Linked DNA regions of Homo sapiens: region 2 is linked to region 1. The links are chromatin loops, found by intact Hi-C in ENCODE. Cell type or tissue: heart right ventricle. All regions are shown on one strand.

Region 1 (8,000 bases):
CCTCACCAGGCGGCCCGAGCTCTGGGATCCACGTCCCCACTGGGGGCCCGGGATGGTGTGCTCCCTGCCTTGTTGACCCAGCACTGCTTGTTTGTAATGACCCAGATCTGAGCTGTCCCCTCTGAGGATGACCAGGCGAGGCAGTGTCCCCCCTGGTCACCTGACTTGGGGACCAGCCCCACCTGAGCCCACTTCCTGGATCAGCACGCATCCTCCTCCTCGGCTCTGGTGCTGTGGGTGGGGTCCTCTCTATTTTGTCCTCTGTAGGTGCCTTTTCCTCCGTACCCCTCTTCAGACCAGGCCTCTGAGATTTGCCTCCTACTCAGGACACCCAGGGTTGGGTGGAGGCCACGGCTCTGCCCACACCCCCCTGCCCCTTGGCCAACACCCTGTCTTCGCCTGTGGCTCTCCTGCACCCTGGGGCCTGGGCTCCAGAATCAGCCTCCCTTAGGCAGAATGTCCTGCTGCCCCTCGCTGCCCCCGCCAGTACCTTCCTGCCAGAGAGCAAGGGAGCAGCCAGTTGCGCTGGGCCCTGGGACCCTCCACAGGATTGCGCTGAGTGCTGGACGAGGGTGGCAGGGACGGCCGAACAGGGTGCCAGCTGCAGGGGCAGGCTGACGTGAGGGGAAGATGGAGGCAGCGGTGGGAGGGTAGTGTCCTCAGCCTGGGGGCTTTGCAGACCCTCTACTCACTGAGCAGATGCTCCCCACTCCCCTGTACCCCCATAGAGCAGGATAGGGGTTCCCTGATGGCTGAGAGGAGGGGGGTCCCATGAAATAAGATGCGGGGTTCCCACCTGGGAATCTACCTGGTGAGACTGGAGACCGTCTCTTCCTCACTCTATCTTCGACCCCATGGGTTAGTCCAGCCCAGGGAATGTAAACTTCACTTCTGGCCATGACAAATGCAGTAAGTTTGGGTCCAGGCCAGAAGGTTCCAGAACCAAGTTATCCCTGCAGGGGCTGCCAGATGGCAGCTTCCTCTCTGGAGCCCCTCACCTGTCCCACCCCAATGTGGGACTGAGAGCCCTTCTGGTCGGGACTGAAGATGGCTGGTGAAATTCCTTCTGCAGGGCTGCCTCGGTGCCCCTGGATCCTGGGCCTCTGCCCTGGGCCTGCCATGCTCCCCTTAGCCCGGCCCCTCCTGGGCTGCCAGGGTCCAGCTGAAACCTCAGCCGCCCCCCAGGTTCCTGGCCCCCTGTCCAAAGTTAGCCACACCCCGCATTCATTTCCTATCCTCTGACCTCTTTCTGCCACCCTGCCCCACTGCCCCCTGCATTATTTGCAATTATTATTATTATTATTATTGAGACAGAGTCTCACTCTGTCGCCCAGGCTGGAGTGCAGTGGTGTAATCTTGGCTCACGGCAACCTCTGCCTCCCAGGTTCAAGCGATTCTCCTGCCTCAGCCCCCCGAGTAGTTGGGATTACAGGTGTGTGCCACCACACCCGGCTAATTTTTTTTATATTTTTGGCAGAGACAGGGATTCACCATGTTGGCCAGGCTGGTGTGGAACTCCTGACCTCAAGTGATCCTCCTGCCTTGGCCTCCCAAAGTGCTGGGATTACAGGCATGAACCACCTCGCCCAGCCTGCAATTATTTAACTAACTGGTTTGGTTTGATGATTTCTGTTTGTATCGTGGGAGTATCACTTTCTGAGGTCAGGGACCATATCTGTCCTTTGACTGTGTCACCCCAGCGCCTGGCACCAATCACTGTTTATTAGGGGATCAGTCACTGTTTATTGATCACGTGATCCACTGTAGTGAGCAATCGGTATGCTTAGTAACTGTCGGCTCAGTATGATTTAGTTTCAACACAAATGCATTTATTGTACTCCTACTGCATACCTAAAATGCTCTAGTGCCTTTGGACTTCAGCAGAAGTAAAAGTGAAAAGCTCTGGCCGGGCGGGGTGGCTCACACCTGTAATCCCAGCACTTTGGGAGGCCAAGGCAGGCGGATCACGAGGTCAGGAGATCGAGACCATCCTGGCTAACACGGTGAAACCCCATCCCTACTAAAAATACAAAAAAATTAGCCAGGCTTGGTGGCGGGTGCCTGTAGTCCCAGCTACTCGGGAGGCTGAGGCAGGAGAATGGCGTGAACCCGGGAGGCGGAGCTTGCAGTGAGCTGAGATCACGCCACTGCACTCCAGCCTGGGCAACAGAGTGAGACTCTGTCTTAAAAAAAAAAAAATGAAAAGCTCTGAGGGAGTCCGGAGCCCACCCCTCAACTGTGACTTTTCTTGGAGAAATGAAACATGAAGTGTTCGACAGCCGATTCCCTCCTCCCAGAGTGCCCGGACAGCGTAGATTATAAAGTATCAGCGTCCCAGCTCATGTCATGACTCGAATGGGCCATCTCACAGTGACAATAAATCCATTGTTATTTTGCCAGGAGAGAGATTAATGTTAAACATAATTTATCCTTTCGGGTTTTATCTGAGCTGAGAAAATTTGTTACCATAGAGATTTCAAAACTTGAGAAACGGCATTTTAATGAGCTGCGGAGATGGGGGTTCGTGGGCCTAGCGGTGCCTTGTGCCGGAGACATGAGTGTGCGCAACTCGTTCTTTGATCTTTTAAGACGGAAGAATGACTCTGGCACTCAGGGTGGCGGTGGGGTGGGGACGGGAGCCAGGTGGCCCTTTGCAATGAGAGTGAGGGAGTGGACTCAGATGGTGACTGTGCCATCTGCCCTGGGTGTGGACGGGGACCTGAGTGCTTCAGGTGAGACCCCACCTGGCCCTCAGTGCCCCATGCACTCCCAGGGATCACGTGGGGCTGCCATGGTCCTGCTGGCAGCCTTGCCATATGGGGTCCCTACGGTGGGTGGGCATGGCAGGTCCCACTCCCTTGCCATAGGTGGGACCAGCTAAGGCTGTCATCTCCAGAGTCCCCCGCCCACATCCCCTCATGTGGAAGGATGATGCAAAGCCATAATCGCAGCAGTTTGGGAGGCCAAGGCGGGTGGATCACCTGAGGTCAGGAGTTCGAGACCAGCCTGACCAACATGGTGAAACCCCGTCTCTACCAAAAATACAAAAATTAATCAGGCGTGGTGGTGTGGACCTGTAGTCCCAGCTACTTGGGAGGCTGAGGCAAGAGAATTACTTGAACCTGGGAGGTGGAGGTTGCAGTGAGCCGAGATCTCACCACTGCACTCCAACCTGGGCGACAGAACGAGACTCTATCTCAAAAAAACCCCACAAAAAAACCCAAAAAAACAAAGCTGATGGCTTGTGTCTAGACATGGGAGTCCTGAGCCAGTTCCTCCGTGAAACCTGCCTTTCCCAGATGGCCACACTGACTGTCATCACCCCCACCTGGGGCTGTCCCCAGCTTTGGGGGCAGGTGCCTTGGCCAGGCCCACCTGGGGCCCAGTCTCCTGTGGGAACAGCTGAGTCATGGCTTGGAGCTGGTCAACACAGGGTGCCCGGCCACAGCTGGGCAGCCCTGTTCCCTGTCAGTGCCTTAGTGAGAGATTCGTGACTGCAGGATGAGCCTGCTGCTGTGGCAGCTTCCAGCGCTCACGCAGGCTCTGGGTTGGCCTGTGGGGGCCTTGGAGGGTTTGCCTGGAGTAGTGGCCCCTCATTTTGCAGAACCTCAGGAGATCTCCCTGCAGCACCTTACAGAGGATGCAGAGGCTGTGACAGGCAGCATTCTCCTCCCCCTTGGAAGCCTCAGGATGCTGTGGGACGAGGGGGCCTTCAGCGTCCCCTTCCTCCCAGTGTTGTACCTGCAGCTGTGCTGGAGTGACCAGGGGCAGAGGTGGTGACGCTGCTGCCCGCCTTGCCACAATTTCGCCAGCAGAGGGTGCTCATGGATAGCCGCCTTGCAGGCGCTGCTGCCGCAGATCCAGACTCTGCTGCCCCATGGGGTCAGGGGCCTCTGGGCCACCTGGTTAGCCTTTGTTCCCACTTCTAAAGAAGGGGTGGGTCTGGTAATGGATTCACGATGGCTCAAGCCCACCCACCAGATCCCAGCCCTCCGTAGTGGTGCTGCTTGTGGGGCGGCTCCAGCAGCAGGTCCTGGGCCCCCCTTCCTTGGCATGTCCCTGTTGACACCCTCCTGGGACACCGCTCCTTCTGGCCCGTTCTGAGCAGCCCACAGCCTTAGGCCCAGCACTTTTGGCTGGCCCACCGGCATCAACTAGCCACAGGCCCTCCATCAGCCCCAGGCTCTTGGCAGAACTGCAGGTGGCCCAGGGTGAGAGCATCGCTGCCTTTGCCACCAGGATCGATGGACAGGAGGGGCTGGGGCTCCCGGTCATGCCCACGGATGAGGGGCAGATATGTGGAGTGGGCTTAGGTGCTTGTGGCCGGGCCAGCCTGGGTCTGCCTTTTAATGACCTCAAATTGCTCCTGGCATGTGTTGTAAGAGGTAATTCCTCCCGTTAACATACTAGGGATATATTTTTTTCTAATTTTAAATTTGGATTAAATTCTTTTGATGAATTTCCACTTTTTCTCTGTTTTGCGTATCAACCAGGAAATGTCACAAAGTACAATTCTAGTGGCGGTTCGAGGCTGTTGCTTCCCTTCTCCCTTCCTCTCTCTGCTTCCTCCCTCCGTCTCTCTCCCTCCCTCCCCCTCCCTCCCTCCCTTCCTTGCATGCTGAGTGGTGTGACCTCATGGAGCGTACTAAGACACCTCAGAAGCAGCCTCCATCCAGAGGCAGCTCACAGCCTGAGAGGTTCTCCTGAGGGTCAACACACAGATGTGTTAGGCGCAGGAGCTGAGGGCAGGGTGTTGAGGGCTCCCAGCTGGAAGGACCAGTTGTGTTTCATGGAGGAGTTTGCATTTGCACTGAGTCTTGAAGGGGGCAGGTTTGGCCAAGTGGGAGCAGGGAAGGGCTGCAGGAGCAGTTTGATCAAGGGGCAGATGTGCAGCAGATGGCAGTGCCCCACGACGGGCAGCACAGCTTCCCAGGGTCCCGGGCTGGCTTGTTTGCAGAGAGCCATGGCTGGGTGTGGTTGCAGGGGCTCCCCGACTGCCTTCTCACCTCTGTGCTCTGTTCCAGCGTCTGCATTTCCCGAGGACTTCTCCATCCTAACAACTGTGAAAGCCAAGAAAGGCAGCCAGGCCTTCCTGGTCTCCATCTACAACGAGCAGGGTATCCAGCAGATTGGGCTGGAGCTGGGCCGCTCTCCCGTCTTCCTCTACGAGGACCACACGGGGAAGCCTGGCCCGGAAGACTACCCCCTCTTCCGGGGCATCAACCTGTCAGATGGCAAGTAAGTGGGCACTTCTGGGCAACTGTCCCCCTGCTGGAGGGGGGATCAGGCCAGCTCATACCACTGACCAGATGTGGGGCACAGTAGAGGACGTGCAGCAGCCGGTACTGAGACTCCCACAGACGCCGCAGCAGAGGAGAGGGTGCTGGGCTTGGAGTCCTGAAACCTGGGTTATGGTCTTGATTCATCCTCTGTGGCTCTGGGGAGTCACTTCTCCTCCCTGGCCCTCCATTATCCCTTTGTAAAGTGCACTAAAGCACATCAAATTCCCGCCTGTTTGTGTCAGAAGGGACACAGGAAATTGTGAGGTTATACCCAACCTTTTCCAGAAAGGATTTCAGGTATCCTTCAAGGACACAGGTGTGTTAGGAGTGGGAGTGAGCATGAGAAAAAGCGGGTCGTGCCAGCACGCTCTGTTGGGTGCAGACCTCAACACCAGGGGTTGTCAGTCTCCTCTTTCGTGGTCAGCACGTGTGAGGTCATGCCCTGATAATCTCCGAACGTCTTCAATACATGATTTCTGAATTCTTCGCCAAGACTTTCAGACAGATCCACTCCTTCCACCATTTCCCGTCCACACCCGGTCTTCTCTGGCTGCCTGCAGTTTGCCATCGGGGTTCAGAGGGCACGTGACAAGTGCTCGCATGCACACAGCAAAATACAACGGCCGCCGCCCTGCCATTCTCCCGATGGCTGTGACCGCACCGCAGGGACCACGCTCCCAGGGACCACACTCCTGGGTCCCGAGCCAGTGCCGAGTGCTGTGTGCTCCCCCTTCCCCCTTTCACTTGGGCTCCCGGCTGGGCTTCCAGGGTTCAGACAGCCATCCTTGTCTGAGGGACGAGGGTTCTGGGGAATGAGTAGATCTCATGGCACGGGGTGTTGCCCTAACTTGTCTGATTCCAGAGGCTGGGCCTTGATCTGCTCCGCCCCACCACGATCGTGCAGGAAGTGGGCCTTCTTCCTGTGTCTCGAGGAATTTGCAGCAAAATTGCTTGAGCTGGCATCTGTGATCCAAGCCCTGTCTTCACCATCTGTTTCTTTGCAGGTGGCACAGAATTGCTCTCAGCGTCCACAAGAAAAATGTCACCTTGATCCTCGACTGTAAAAAGAAGACCACCAAATTCCTCGACCGCAGCGACCACCCCATGATCGACATCAATGGCATCATCGTGTTTGGCACCCGGATCCTGGATGAGGAGGTGTTTGAGGTGAGCAGGAGGGCAGACCAACCCCTGTGCCCACCAGGGCACTCCTCCTGTGGAGCCACTGTGACTGCTGTTGGAGGAGGCTCCTCGGGCCGGGACCGGCTGGCGGTCCACTGTGGTCACCGTCTCTGTTGGTCAGAAGCCTCTGCTGCCATCCTAAGAGATGTTTGTGGCTTTCGGAAATGGAGGGGCCAGAGCTGCTGCCGCCTGTAGGCCGCGTGGGGATGGCAGTGGCCGCCCTTGTCCCAAGGGCCCAGTACGTGAGTCTCCTGGGTGCTGGCTCGGAAAGGACAGGGCCTTTGTCCAGCCTCGTGCTGAGGCTCCTGGAAACCTGCACACTCCTGCCGTCTGTATCCGAGGCCATCCTGGGACAGGGGCAGCTGTCCTCTGGGTGAGCTTGAAGGGCAGAGCTGGGCCACCGTGTGGACGCACCAGGGAGACCTGTGCCGACCCAACTCGGGCTGGCCTCACTCCAGTCTAGCTGTGTCCAGCCAGGGGCCTTGCTTTCCCGGGGAATGCCTCAGAGGCTTGGGAGTCGGGGCCTGAGCTGAGTGGGCTCTGGGACCCTCACTTCAGCCCATGGAGCCCTTCATAGGTTGGGGTTCTGCGTGAGAGAGCAGGAGAATGCCCCGTCCCACTGCCAAGAAACAGGTTGAGAGCTTCTGCAGGTGACCAGTGATCCCCAGCTGCCCCGGGTGGGGGCGTTGGAGTCACCAGGAGCCTGTAGGGGTTCCAGGGCCCTGCCTCCTGGGGTGCTGGGGCGACAGCCTGCACAGGGTCCTGGACTCTGCCCTTCCCAAGGGCACTGCAGTGACCGTTGCCTCCGCGGCTTGGGTTAGGCGGCAGCCAGGACCCCTCCACTGGGCTTCCTTGTCGTTTATGTAAGTTGGGTTTTGCAGAAGATTTGGTTTTGCACCCGGGTCTCTGTGGCTAAAACCTGTTCGAAAGCCACTGGCTTAAATGGCCTCCGAGGGCCATCCTGGCTCTGGGATTTCCTCCTCCAGGGCTGCAGAGATGGGACAAGTTAGGGCAGTGTCTCCTCCCTAAATCCCCGAGCGCTGCCGTGAGCTCCTGGCTGTGTCTACACATCGGTTCTGCATCCGGCTGCCCCCGTTTCATGGCTGAGGTGGGGTCCCCAGGGCCATGTTTCTTCTCGGTGACTCGGGGTCACCAAACCAGACACCGTGTTGACTCAATCTTGGTGTTCTGCCAAGGGCACGCGAAGGAGACATCACACGTACTAGTTCATTTCTGTGTTAAAGATATCGATGTCTGCTCGTGGGGACGGGCACGGTTGAACTGACCCTGGGGCTTTGAGCGTGTGAGAAGAGGGCAATTCTGAAAGTCTCACCTTTCTAGGAAATCATACTGGGGACCACGTAGTGTCACTGTGAACTGGACATTCAGCAGAGTGCTGGCCTCAGGGCAAGCCCACCTGGGCTCTGTCGATTGTTGGATTTGGGCCTCGGGCAAGCTGCTCTGCTATTTCTCTGTCTTAGGGTCTCCGTCTGTAAAATGGGATCACAGATGTGGCTGCTTCATGAGCTGTGGCAA
Region 2 (8,000 bases), 380 kb after region 1:
GATAGAGAATGTCTAATTCCAAACAGTTAACGGTCTTCATAGACTTTTCCTTCTCAATCTTAGAAGGTTCTTCTAGGAAACAATGCCTCGCATGGTGAAGATAAACGCGCTTGAAGTCAGCAGCATCTTCGGCTTGACTTTGTTCCCCTTCCTTCTTTACGTTGCAGTTCAATCTAATATTTCTGGGCTGCAAAGCCTGGGAAGGATGATGTCATCTTTTACACCAGCATTTGCCCATCCTTCCTATTTCTTTCTAGCCATTGCCACGTGCCAGGCACAGTTCTAAATATTTGGCACGGCTGTGGCTCCCTGACGCCACTCAGCTGGGCACTGAGGTGGGGCTGCCATCATCAATCCACCCCCAGGGAGATAAATGGGGCCCGGAGAGGGTGACTGGCCCAGGGCCTCAACAGCTCCCAAGAGGGGGGCTCTGGCTTGGCACCCAGGCCATTTGGTCTTAGAGGCCACCCTCTTACGTTTGCACATTTTGCATTTCCTGATCACGTGCACAGAGGAATGCCTGCAGAGCAGCCCCATGGTCAACACTGGCTATTCTGGGTAGGGGGCTTTCGTTACTTTTACATTCTTCTTTGTATTTTATCTTTTTAAAGAAATACAATAATAAGTCTGTATTTTTTTTTAAAAAAAAAACAGCTTTATTAAGATATAGTTTACAGGTGGTGGCTCATGCCTGTAATCCCAGCACTTTGGGAGGCCGAGGCGGGCGGATCACGAGGTCAGGAGATCGAGACCATCCTGGCTAACATGGCGAAACCCCGTCTCTACTAAAAATACAAAAAATTAGCTGGGCGTGGTGGCGGGCGCCTGTAGTCCCAACTACTCGGGGGGCTGAGGCTGGAGAATGGCATGAACCTGGGAGGCGGAGCTTGCAGTGAGCTGAGATCGATCCACTGCACTCCAGCCTGGGCGACAGAGCGAGACTCCGTCTCAAAAAAAAAAAAAAAAAAAAAAATATATATATATATATGTTTTACATACCATACAATTCACTCACTTAAGGTGTACAATTCAATGGTTTTGGTATATTATATTACTATATTTTTAAAACTGTGGTTACATATGCATAACATAAAATTTACCATTTTACCCATGAAGTGCACAAGTTTGTGGCACTGATGACATTCACCATATTGTGCCACCGTCACCACTGTCGACTTCCAAAACTTTGTCATTATTCCAGGCTTAAACTTGTACCCACTCACCAATCATGTCCCAACCTCCTTCCCCTTAGCCCCTGGTAACCACTAATCTACTTCCCAGCTCTGTGAATGTGACTACTCTAGGGACCCCATAAAAGCAGAATCCTGCAGTACTTGTCCGTCAGTGACCGGCTTATTTTGCTGAGGATAATGTCTTCAAGCTTCATCTGTGTTGTAGCATGTGTTGGAATTTCCCTTCTCTTCATCGCTGGTAACAGTTCATTGGATGGAGCACATCTGTCTGTTGATGCATCTGTTGATGGACACAGGGGTTGTTCCCACTTTTTTGTTTGTTTGCTTATTTGTTTTATTAAGATGGTGTCTCGTTCTGTCCCCCAGGCTGGAGTGCAATGGCGTGATCTCGGCTCACTGCAACCTCCGCCTCCCTGGTTCAAGCGATTCTCCTGCCTCAGCCTCCTGACTAGGCGGGACTACAGGTGCCCATCACCACACCTGGCTAATTTTCGTATTTTTAGTAGATACTGGGTTTCACCATGTTGGCCTGGCTGGTCTCAAAGTACTGACCTCAGGTGATCCACCCGCCTCGGCCTCCCAAAGTGCTGGGATTACAAGCGTGAGACACCACGCCCTGTCTGTTCCCACTTTTTGGCTGTTATGAATAATGCTGCCATGAACGTAGGCGTGTACATATCCGCTCCAGTCCCTGCTTTCTCTTCCCTTGGGTGTGTACTCAGAAGTGGAATTGCTGGGTCACCTGGTGTGTAACTTTAAAAATAAAAACCATCCTTGCTAAAATTGGATCTGAGGCCTCAGTCCACTCAAGGAAATCAATGCAGCCTTCCTCCCCAGCCCACAGGAACAAAACCCCAAAGACGGGGGTCGCACTCCAGCTCTATGGCCATGTCACAGGTCTCCCAGAGCCCAGACATTTATTAGCGGCCACTTGGAGCATCAATGTGAAGGCTGAAGGAGAAACTTGGGTCGAGGCCTGGGGTGCTGCGCGTGCCCCATGCACGTAGAGTTCTTAAGCATATAGAGTGTGTTTATTCCTGCACTGGATCTCCTCAGTAGCCCCGAGACCTGCAGTATATGGACCATTCATTCCCATTCGACAGATGTGGGGACTGAGGCTCAGACAGCCACTACCCGGAGATCCCTTCAGCTCCAAACACAGGGTCCACTCCGGCCCCTGGCTGCCTCTCTCAACGATCCCCAAGGGGCTTACAAACAGCTTTCCTCCATTCTAGGACAACAAAGACACTGGGGGTAGTAACATGAGGGGGGCAGAGAGAAAAGAAGCCTCCACAGCTGCACCCCCCCCCCAATTTCTTCCCAGCACCATCTCCTCACAGAGTCTTGGGGGCCACCCTGCCTCAGGGGCCGTGGCATATCACCAGGAATGCCACTGCTTAAACTCGTCTGAGGCTGGGAAGCCCACCCAGACCAACAGGCGGGCCCTCTGGCTTCCCTGGAGGGAGCTCTGTCCCCAGCACTCAGAGAACAGAGTCCCCACAGCAAAGGCCCTCAGGGTGCAACGGCCGTGTCGGAGGGCCCCTTCCCATCTTCTCTTCTTCAGCACATGTGCCCAGCTCCTGCACCCAATGCCCAGGGGATGCCTCCCAGATGCCAGCAGCATGGTGACAGGGGCAGGAGGTGGCATTGTCCTTGTTCTGGATATCCCTGGGTGACCCCGGTACGTGACTCCCCTGAACTCCAGCGGCCTCATCTGTGACACAGGGGGCCGGGCCACATCATCCTGGGCAGTGCTGCTCTCTGCAATTATTGAGTCTGGAGTCTCTTCTTGTCAGAGATTCTCTTTAGGGAGTTTATTTTCCATAGACTAAAGACTAAACAATAGAGAACAGAGAGAGGCTTCTAGATACCTACTGCAACCTTAGCTTCTCAGAAAATACAGGTGCTTGGGACTCTTCCACAAAATCAGGAATTTAAATGGAAAACGTGGGCCCCAAGACAGCTCCTTTAGTCAACGGGTCTGAGTACACATTAAAGGAGGGTGGAGGGAGAGGGGACATAGAGAGGGAGGAAAGGGGAGGAGGGCACCAGGAAGGGCGGAGCCAAGGGAGTCCTGGGGGTGGATACGCACCTGCCTGTAAGGGGCCCTGTGGTCCTGGCACGTGCCTATAAGAGGCCCTGTCATCGTGTGTTAGGTTGTGACACAGCTCTGCCCTCCCCAGGTGCCTTTTCTGAACCAGGAACCTAAGAGGAGCTCTCCCACCAGGGCCAGGGAAGGAGGGCACCAGGACGGGCAGAGCCAAGGGGGTTCTGGAAGTCCCCGGCCCTGGTGGGAGAGCTCCTCTCTTAGGTTCCTGGTTCAGAAAAGGCACCTGGGGAGGGCAGAGCTGTGTCACAACCTAACACACGATGACAGGGCCCCTTACAGGCACGTCGTATCCACCCCCAGGAGCACACAGACAGACTCTCGTCCACATGCCCTGTCTGGGGACAGGAGCCCAGCACCCAATGCTTGTTCCTGCTTCCACCCCTTTGCTGACCTCCCCACTCATCAGGGCTGCGTGCCAGGTGACCAGGGTTCTAACCCTGGCTTCCTCCCTGACCCCTCCTCCTGGAAACATCCTTCCTGACCCAGCCTCAGTTTACCTCATTGAAGGGTGAATTTTAAGGACCCATTCAGCTTTTATCTCCTGTCACTCCATAGACATCAAGACTTAACATCCCATCCCTCCCACTCCCAGCTGTCATTCCCCCCCCCCAATCTTCGGCCCACTCCCTGTCCAGGGGCCCAGGTCCCCAGCGCGGGCAACCCCTCTGTCCCCATTCCCGGGACCTGGAGCCCGCGAGGGCTCAGGCCGGCCAGGATGGAGTTCTCTATCCCAGTTCAATTTCCCCCGCCTTTTTGATGTCACATCCTGTCCCAGCCTGCTTCCCCGCCGGCCGCCGCCCTCCTCCCCGGGAGAGAGCGAGGCGCGCGGGTCCCTCTGCGCCACCCCCGCCCCCGCCCCTTCCGAGCAAACTTTTGGCACCCACCGCAGCCCAGCGCGCGTTCGTGCTCCGCAGGGCGCGCCTCTCTCCGCCAATGCCAGGCGCGCGGGGGAGCCATTAGGAGGCGAGGAGAGAGGAGGGCGCAGCTCCCGCCCAGCCCAGCCCTGCCCAGCCCTGCCCGGAGGCAGACGCGCCGGAACCGGGACGCGATAAATATGCAGAGCGGAGGCTTCGCGCAGCAGAGCCCGCGCGCCGCCCGCTCCGGGTGCTGAATCCAGGCGTGGGGACACGAGCCAGGCGCCGCCGCCGGAGCCAGCGGAGCCGGGGCCAGAGCCGGAGCGCGTCCGCGTCCACGCAGCCGCCGGCCGGCCAGCACCCAGGGCCCTGCATGCCAGGTCGTTGGAGGTGGCAGCGAGACATGCACCCGGCCCGGAAGCTCCTCAGCCTCCTCTTCCTCATCCTGATGGGCACTGAACTCACTCAAGTACGTGCATCCAACGCCATTTTCCTCCCTGCCAGGCGCCCGGCCCGGCCCCTCGGGAGCCCCACAAAGTCCGGGAACGGCTCTGGCTCCGCGCCGCCCCGCGCCCCCGGCCTGGGCGCCCGAAGTGCCGGGGTTGGGGAGGGGGCCAGGGCGCTAGGCTGGACCTGGGTGGGAGGGAGGGGTGCAGGCTGACCGGAGACGGCGCTCCTCCAGCCCCGGCTCAGCAGAGCTGACAGCTGCCCCCTTTTTCCTAGGACTCCGCTGCCCCCGACTCCCTGCTGAGAAGTTCAAAGGGCAGCACGAGGGGGTCTTTGGCTGCTATTGTCATCTGGAGGGGGAAGAGTGAGAGCCGGATAGCCAAGACCCCAGGCATTTTCAGAGGTGGCGGGACCTTAGTCCTACCCCCAACACACACCCCTGAGTGGCTCATCCTCCCTTTGGGCATAACGCTGCCCTTGGGGGCTCCAGAAACAGGCGGTGGGGATTGTGCCGCTGAGACCTGGAAGGGCAGCCAGCGTGCCGGCCAGCTGTGTGCATTGCTGGCTTAATATGCAGGGCTTGGGGGGCTGTGGCCACATGCCCGGCAGGAGGTGAGTGAGGAGCCCTGTGGCGTGCTGGTGTGGGGATCGTGGGCATTTCAAACGGGCTTGTCGTACCCTGAACAATGTATCAATAGAGAAAGGTCTCTGCTTGGTATTCTCCATTTTAAAGATGCATATTGGAGCTGGCAGGTCTTGGGGGAGGAGAAGGGCTGTCTGTGAGCGCCGAACTGGGAGGGTTGCTTTGGCACTATGGTGCTCGGAAGAGCCTGCCAGCCGAGGGAGCCGGGCTGCTTGGGAGTGACATTAAAATGCCCTTTCAATGATGCCACTGTGCCACGCTCTGAACTGGGAGACTCTGGCCCTTTGGAGTTGCAAGTCCAGGAAGTGATGGGCAGCCAGTACCTTGGCCCCAAGCCCCAGCTGCCCCTGACCCTTCTTTCCTTCCTCCCTTCCTCCATCTCCCTCAGAATAAAAGAGAAAACAAAGCAGAGAAGATGGGAGGGCCAGAGAGCGAGAGGAAGACCACAGGAGAGAAGACACTGAACGAGCTTCCCTTGTTTTGCCTGGAAGCCCACGCTGGCTCCCTGGCTCTGCCCAGGATGTGCAGTCCAAATCCCAATCCAGCAGTGGGGTTATGTCGTCCCGCTTACCCTCAGAGCCCTTCTCCTGGTGCTGCCCAGACGATCAGCCAGTCCCTCCTGGAGAGGTTCTGCATGGCCTCTAGGAGAGGTTTTCTTGGCCCCAGGAAGGCCTGGTGGAGGGTGGTGGTTGTGCACTGTTGCTGGACAGATGCATTCATTCATGTGCACACACACACACACACATGCACACACAGGGGAGCAGATACCTGCAGAGAAGAGCCAACCAGGTCCTGATTAGTGGCAAGCTGCCCCACAAAGGGCTATGCCTGTGTCTTATTGAGACACCTTGGCAAAGAGATGGCTGATTCTGGGTGGTCCTGGACATGGCCGCACCCAAGGGCCCTCCAAGCCTTAATGGCACCCTGAAGCCTCCATGCCCAGGCCAAAAGATGCTTTTCCTCCCTAAGTTCTCCTCTTTGTGTCTTTTTAAAGATTCCCTGTTCTGGGGAGAAACTTTTGGTTCAACTTCAATTAGAAGCCTTGTCTCAGTGGTGAAAGTATTTGTCCATCCACACGAAGGGTGCTGGACATCCGAACCCCAGCCAGCCCCTGGTCACACCCCTGCATCCTCACACCTTAGAGTCAGGGCCCAGCCAGCCACCTTCAGGACCCTGGTCAGCTCCGCCAGCCCACAGCCTCCGCGGGTCAGGAAGGGAAATGCTGCTGTTTTCTTTGCTGGCCTGGCATGTTCCTCTCTCTGAAGCTGAACCACAGGCTGTCTCAGGGGAATGTGTCCCTTGACTCAGCCAGGAGGCACCTCCCACCCTCATGGTACAGCTCCACCTTCCCCAGGCTGGCTTCTGATAATTGTGCTTTCGGAATCTTGCATTGGAGGCCAGTTATCCTAATGTGTTGGGATTTTGGAAAAAAGCCTCAGCAGGTGAAATCACGTCAACGTTTCTGAGTCTCTGAAGGGGGCAGAGAGTGGCTGGCTCAGCACCAGCACCCGAGAGCCTGGCTACCCTAGTCCCCACCTGGGTGGGCCCCACTGGGGTTATGCCAGGTGACTTTCATCTTTGACCTCTAAGATGGCATCTGGGGTCGGGAATGGGTGTGGGGGCAGGACCAGCCTGCTCTGATTCCAAGAGCTACTGGGGGACATCCATCCCCAAGCATCTTACTTTCTTGATTCCAAAGTTATGCGTTGCGGGTTCCCTGAGCAATGCTGCTCATATTTGTGAGTGAGTGAAGAAGCATGTCTGGGCTTCAGGATAGGGTGCTGGAGCTGCCTGGTGTCTGCCTCCCGCTTCCACTGTAGGTAAATTGCTCCAACAGCCACATCCTTGCTTTTAGCTCCTTCCAAGGGATGGACATGCGATTCTAGGGCCACTGTGTTTCTAAATGAGCATACGTCGACATAAGAAGATGTCAGAAACGCCTGGATCCTACCTGCACTTAAGAAATGCTGCCTGGAGGATTCAGGCGGACAGGCAGGGGGAGTGGAGCACATGGCGGGGCCATCTGTTCTCCCGACAGCTTACTTACGATGAGACACTCAATCAAACACCAACCGTTGATGGATGGCCTACGACACGCAAGGCTGTGGGGCCAGGTGAACTTTGTCCTCAGACAGAAAGACATTTCACATGGTCTTGCTCTGTGATTTTCAACAAAAGACTGGTATTTCATGCTCTTAGAGAAGCAGGGTAAAGTGGCATGGTACTGAGCTTCCGGGGCAGGGTCCAGAGGCATTGATCTCTGGGCCTTGGGGAAGGTGGGGCAGGGCAGGGACTCCCTGGGCTCCAGGCCCACCGCCACACCCCCCAGGCTTCCCTTCAGAGTGAAGAATGTTTTTTGTACGTGATAGGGTAAAAGGGGCTGGGAAGCTTTGTAGCAACAACCTTGAACCCAGATGGCCTCATTCTCACCCCGATCCCACCAGACACTGGCTGTGTGACCTTGAGAAAGGCCCTTTAACCCCTCTGAGCCTGACCTTCCTTGTTTCACAAGGAGGATTAAACAAGATGATTCTTGAGTAAAATCCCTTCCTGCTACAGACCCCCAACCCCATTCTTTCCTTGGCTCACTCATCCTCTCCTTAGACAAGCATTTCCTGGGTACCAGCTGGTTAGATTTAACTCGGTCAATTCTGGGCTTACAATGTTAAGTGAGTCCAAACCCTTGCCGCTTGGCACCTGGGGCCGGCTTGCTTTGAGGGAAGACCCCAGGCTCTGCCATAATCATGTGTTTC

The links. Peaks named below come from ENCODE experiments on the same cell type or tissue, not always from the same donor. Only the 100,000 strongest peaks of a DNase experiment are listed, where the experiment ranks them.
Region 2: a loop joins it to region 1, with 2.8 times the contacts of the local background. A loop is called at or near these places in 6 of 110 quality-filtered maps.

What each region holds. Positions count from the first base shown.
Region 1 is chr9:134,694,885-134,702,884 of GRCh38, forward strand. It overlaps COL5A1 (collagen type V alpha 1 chain), which reads left to right. Exons shown (of 66, transcript NM_000093.5): 3 at 5,025-5,238; 4 at 6,287-6,449. Among named protein-coding and RNA genes, the nearest start is that of COL5A1-AS1, 46 kb to the left of the region's middle. RefSeq lists enhancers at 2,984-3,808, 3,809-4,631. In heart right ventricle, CTCF peaks have their summits at 3,810 (motif pointing right) and 4,014; a DNase peak (open chromatin) is centred at 3,807; H3K27ac peaks cover 754 bases.
Region 2 is chr9:135,071,177-135,079,176 of GRCh38, forward strand. It overlaps a transcript of OLFM1 not described here. Among named protein-coding and RNA genes, the nearest start is that of OLFM1, 12 kb to the right of the region's middle. In heart right ventricle, no CTCF peak of the experiment used is centred here; a DNase peak (open chromatin) is centred at 4,165; H3K4me3 peaks cover 1,645 bases; H3K27me3 peaks cover 2,894 bases.